Linked DNA regions of Homo sapiens: region 1 is linked to region 2. Evidence: chromatin loops called from intact Hi-C (ENCODE). Cell type or tissue: B cell. All regions are shown on one strand. Each heading gives the region's core, and the rest is flanking DNA. Links, peaks and the distances in the headings are about the cores only. Region 1 has its middle 1.9 kb from the start of LINC01827. Region 2 has its middle 35 kb from the start of LINC01825.

Evidence for each region. Peaks named below come from ENCODE experiments on the same cell type or tissue, not always from the same donor. Only the 100,000 strongest peaks of a DNase experiment are listed, where the experiment ranks them.
Region 1: a loop joins it to region 2, with 8 times the contacts of the local background. A loop is called at or near these places in 8 of 110 quality-filtered maps.

Annotation. Positions count from the first base shown.
Region 1 is chr2:195,574,891-195,577,817 of GRCh38, reverse strand. No RefSeq gene overlaps it. Among named protein-coding and RNA genes, the nearest start is that of LINC01827, 1.9 kb to the right of the region's middle. In B cell, for the core only: a CTCF peak has its summit at 1,531 (motif pointing left); a DNase peak (open chromatin) is centred at 1,797; H3K4me3 peaks cover 794 bases; H3K27ac peaks cover 1,912 bases.
Region 2 is chr2:195,496,830-195,499,756 of GRCh38, reverse strand. No RefSeq gene overlaps it. Among named protein-coding and RNA genes, the nearest start is that of LINC01825, 35 kb to the left of the region's middle. In B cell, for the core only: CTCF peaks have their summits at 1,202 and 1,401 (motif pointing left); a DNase peak (open chromatin) is centred at 1,386.

The sequences.
Region 1 (2,927 bases), core at 133-2,632, 78 kb before region 2:
GGATCAAAGTTCTATTAAAAAAAAAGTGGGTTTCTTATATGAAAAAGCTTTAAAAACTAGTATTTTAAAAACATTTTACAGTTTACAAAGCACTTTTCTATAAAATTATTTCATTTGAACATACAATGAGGGAGGTCCAGGGTTATAGCATGAGTTACTGTTAGAGCTGTGACCATAAACCATGCATCTTTTTTGCTTTGTTCTTTTTTTGAGACAGGATCTCGCTATGTTGCCCACACTGGTTTCAAACTCCTGGACTCAAGCAATCCTCCTGTCTCGGCCTCCTAAAGTGCTGGGATTGCAGGTGTGAGCCACCACACCCGGCCTGCATCTTGTTTCCTTTTCTAAGACTCTTTGCATTACATATCTCCCTCTTTCATTCCCCCTTGCTCCTTCTTTCATGAATGATTCTGATAGTTACTTTATGGATGCTTAACATAAAAGACTAAAGGCTTTTTGAGGGCACATTTGGTATCCTACTTATCTTTGCATCTCTGGTATTGAACAGATCCAAAGCTGGTGTTTGGTTAATGTTTTTGAATGGACAAATGAATGAAATTAAAATAAAAAGGCAAATTAAAAAAGAGAAACAATTTTTCAGATTTTAAAATAAGTAAATGAAAACAGCAGATCAATATTATAGTTTTTATATAACTTCAGAATGTCAAATGCTGTATTAGCTGCTATGCATTTATCTACCATATCTATCTATCTATCTATCTATCTATCTATCTATCTATCTATCTGTCATTTATCTTGTTAGCTTCATTCCAAATAATTAATTTTATCATCCATTGTTATTTACAAATTCTCAGGTCACTAAGTCATAATTATAACTTGGGAAAATGTGTCCTATTTTATTGATAGCACAGAAATTAGAATTTATTCTTCAGCACCATAAGGTTTATGGGAACACAACAAATAAAAATGGTCACAATTATTTGTCATGTCTGGAAAAGTACAAGACTGTGACTACTAATTCATAACACATTTATATCAGTTTTACTTACTTATGGCTATTATATTTCCTTTGTGAATTTCACAGGTTTATGAAAGCATTAACTGATCTTTTTATATTACTCTATCTTCATGGCTTATCCACAGCTTGATTTCAACTGGCCATGCTTAGATAAAGCAAATTTCCATATATATTTTTTTCTACCTTCATGCCTAGGTAGAGATCCTAGATATGTTGAGCTTTATTTTATTTCTGCAAATGTAAGTAAACATTTGTACATGTGACTTGGAGGAAAATTAGAGGAAGAATTTATTTATTGTTCATTTAAGACTGATAATTATTGGGTTCATGTACTAGGAAGTTATACTAAGAAAAAGACTCTCAAAGAAGACACAAATTTTACAAAGCCATACTCATAAAACATATAAAGATGATGACATATCCAGGATCAGATTTAGATCCTCTAGATCCATCCCAAAGAAGAAAATACCAAAAAATAGCCCAAGCTGTAACTTTACCAATTTAGTTACTGCTGTCAAGAAACATTGCACAATGCCATCTAGTGACGAGTAACCAATGTATGATTAATCACATAGAAATGACTGGATGAGGAGGGGGAAATTCCCAGGATTTTATATGTAAGAGGGAAAGTCCTTCTGAGAGAATTAAAATGGATAGAGATTAGTTTTATTTCTCCAGGTACACTTAGTGCATGACAATTTATCACCGATCTGAAGCTTGGTAGTTTTTATTTTGAAATACTGTATTGCCACCTACCTCTGAATCTGCAGCTCTACCTCCTTCTGCAGCTGCCCTTCATTATTCCGTCCACAGCTGAACTCAGAACTGTGAGTGTTCTCCAAGCCGCAGCCCCCCATCTAATGACAGGTGGTGGAGGTGGAGCACTTTAGAAACCAGTCTCAACAAATTAAAAAAAAAAAAGGACTTCAAAAAAGGGAACCAAGTTGATTCTTAAAACAATCTGTGCCACATTAAAAATAATAACAATAAATAAACTTGGAAGTTCAAAGAGTAAAACTAAAACAGGGACTAAAGGAAATCATCTTTGTTTTTTGCAGCCAATGACTGTGCAGACCTGATGCTGTCTTGTTCTTGTACCAAATTCTCCTTGAAAATACCAGAGACCTCTCTCTGAATGGCCATAACATTATACCCTAAGGGAAATAATTTTCTCCAACATTTCTCATCTTTTGTAAACAGATGGCATATATATATTTAATATATATATTTATAGATATATTTATAGATATTTATATATATTTATAGATATATTTATATATATATTTAAAGAGAAAGAGAAATACCAACAGTCTGCCAACTGTGGAATTCTTATAGTCCGATAGTTTCTTTTTGGTTATTTTTTCACAACTAAATTAACTAGTGTTGCTGCCATAGATACATTTAAGAAAATCAGACACTTTGCTGCTTTTACATATATCTGTCTGAAACTCAGCAGGAATATTTCAGTTGCCTTAGAAAAATATCCAGTTAACAAACTTTGTGAAGTGAAAAGAAAACCTTATCAAAATCTCCAGCTTCAAGTACATTTAGTTGTTTTCTTTTTATTGTTGCTTACATGCTGTGATTGGAGCACAATATGTGGAAATTGCATAACCATTATTTCCACAAATCAAAGCTATTGAGACATGGGAAGGCCATGTGGAGCTGCTGCATGAAATGTTGGTTAAAAAAATTCCACTCTGCCTTTATATCTAAAGTCTTCCCTTCTTTCAGGTATCAATGGTTTCTTCAGTCGTAAGCATCACTAGGTTGTGTTTCGTTTGTTTAACTGCTTTTAAAATCAGAATTAGCCATAGGTCAAATAACATTTTTTGAAAAACATTTTCTCTATGTGTCTTATATTTTTCCTTAGTTCTACTTTGTTTTGTTATTTTTAATATTTTGGGGGTAATCTAGGCAAAGAGCTCTTAATTCTTAATGCATTAGA
Region 2 (2,927 bases), core at 177-2,676:
CAATTTGGGGAGAATGGACATCTTTACTATGTCAATCCACTTTTGAATTAATGGAACATTCCATTCATTTTTGCTGTTTTTACGAATATAAGTAAAGAATACAAATAAAGTAAAGAAGCTTTCCATCTAATTCATAGTAAAAATACATTGGTATCAATTTACTTACTTAAAAAAGTAAGAGTATTTTTTTTCTCCCGAAATCTTTGGGTTGATTTAATTTTCTACATTAATGTTTACAAGCAGAACTTTTGTTTCTATATAGACACAGCCATGGATAATCATAACAACTGTGACTCTACCTCCTTCAAATAAATGCTTGAATTCAATTTCCCCGCCAATGCCTGGTAGTAAAGGCTAAGTTAGCTAAATAGGAGTAGTTGGCCATACAATAACTAAACATTCTTCTGAGTAAAGAAAAGTCTGGAACGCAGATTACTTAGCCAAATGACTCATGGATTGTGGCCCTCCAGAGAAAACTGAGAGCACATTAAACCTTCTAAAGCTCTTTGGGATGGGAAAAAGTGTTGCTAAAAAAGGATTTTTACTATATCCTCCCTTTTAAACAGGGTTCAAATTGGAAAGCGCTTATCTCAGTGTACCATTTTGTTTTGCTAGTTATTATTATTTCCAGCTCTATTAGGTGAGTGATCTCACACAGAGAAGGGAAAATTGAGCTTTTCTGGCTGGGCACTATTACTCTGCCCAGCTGAAAGCTGCTATGCTGGACAGCATCTTTTCTGTAGCTACATTTGTAGGCCACAGGAACTGTGGATAGTTATGTATTCAGTTGTTACAGTCATCTATTTATTTGTCTTAAGAATAAAAACAAATCTTCCAATTGACCTTAATTTTTTTGCAGCTGCAGTTTTAAAGAATTATAGTATCTTTTTATATTAAGAACTTTTTTATAAGCCAGTAAAAATAGAAATTTGATTCACAAAGTTTTTTCTTTCTAGAACAATTTACTGGCATTTATTTCTCTTAGAGACTGGGATAGAAGAAGAAATGCAGATGATTAAAACTCAGGCAGTAGATCCCTTGCTTTAAACCAGAGCCAAGAAACTTTCTAACTATATATTTATACTGCTTCCAGTTTTAGAAGGCTGGTCGTCTTTATTGAAGGCAAGTCAATGTGGAAAGCTCTATTGTTGTGTGTTCAAATACTATATTATAACCCTGTATTTGTTTTTCTTCTGTAAATTCATACAACACTTTGCAGTTATTTCTTAGTTCATATACTTTTGGTGCCATGTGACAGAAAACTCAACTCAGTGTATTGACCCAAGTAACATAAAAATCAAGGTGTAGACATAGCTGGATAGTTCATTCCATCTCTTGTCTCTGCTTTTAATTGTGTTGGCTAACTTTTTAAGTAGGCTTCCCCCTGGTGGCCCACTGAATTTTCCTCTCCTGTTGACTCTTGTGAGTTGGACTTCTGAGTCCTGCAATTAGTGTTAATTGGGTCATGTATTTATCCACAAACCATTTACTGTGGAGAGGGCTAGTCTATTCCCCTGTTAACCAGGCTAGGGTCAGAGGTTATTTTCCTGTCTATTCCCCAGTTAACAAGTCTAGGGTCAGAGGCAATTTTCCAATCTGAACCTTGCCATTTGAGCCAAGAGCTTTGGAAGACTACATAGATATGCACAGTTTGGAAAATATGTAGGGGTAGAGAGAATGCAGTTGTAGACAGCATTTTTGCATTTCTGGTTATAATCAGGGCACTTTTCTTTGTTCAGAAATTTCTCTTCATTATAAATTACTCTGTTATTCTGTTATAGCAGCATGAAACTAACTAAGAGCTACGAAGTCATTCTGTATCTGAGGACAGTTTCAGCTCCATCCAAGGACTTAGCCTCAAGATGTGGAAAAAGTTAGTGATTTAGAGTTGTGTATGTCTGGAGAGGAACTGAGGGTTACTAAGCAGGCAAAAATCAACAGCCGTTCACTACGACAGGTTTTTTTTTTTTTTTTTTTTTTTGAGACAGTCTTGCTTTCGCCCAGGCTGGAGTTCAGTGGCGCGATCTCGGCTCACTGCATGCTCTGCCTCCCAGGTTCACGCCATTCTCTTGCCTCAGCCTCCCGAGTAGCTGGGACTACAGGTGCCCACCACCATGCCTGGCTAATTTTTTGTATTTTTAGTAGAGACGGGGTTTCACCGTGTTAGCCCGGATGGTCTTGATCTCCTGACCTCGTGATCCACCTGCCTTGGCCTCCCAAAGTGCTGGGATTACAGGCGTGGGCCACCGCGCCCAGCTACAACAGGTTCTAAAGAGCTGTTCATTAAAGAAACAACTGGAAAATAAACAAAACAAGTTTATGTTTGTTACTATGGTTTGAATGTGTCTGCAAGTTGATGAGTAAGAAACTTGATCACAAATTCAATGGTGTTAGGAGGTGGGACGTAATGGATGGTGTTAGGATCATGGGGTCTCTGCACTCATGAATGGATTAATGCCATTCTCACATGAGTGGATTCCTTATAAAAGGATGAGTTCAGCCCCTCTTGCTCTCTCTTGCCTTCTCTTTGCCCTTCAGCCCGGGTGACACAGTAAGAAATACCTCATCAGATGCTGGTGCCCTGATCTTAGACTTCCCTACCTCCAGAACTGTGAGAAATAAATTTCTCTTCCTTATAAATTACTCAGTCTGTGATACTCTGTTATAGCAGCATGAAACTAAGACCCTTGTAAATCAACAAAAACAGGGAAAATGGTAAATAATCCCTTATAAACAAAACCTTTTTATGAAAGTGTTTAATAAAATAGTAAATGTTCATCAGTGGCTTCTTGTTTTTGGGTCTTGATCTGTTTACATATAAATTTAGGCGGCTGATTAAATAGTTTCTTAGGTGTCTCAGGTTTAACATTCTGTCATTCCACCATTAGCAGTCCTCACTCCTGTTGAGTATAATGTGTCTCTCTAAG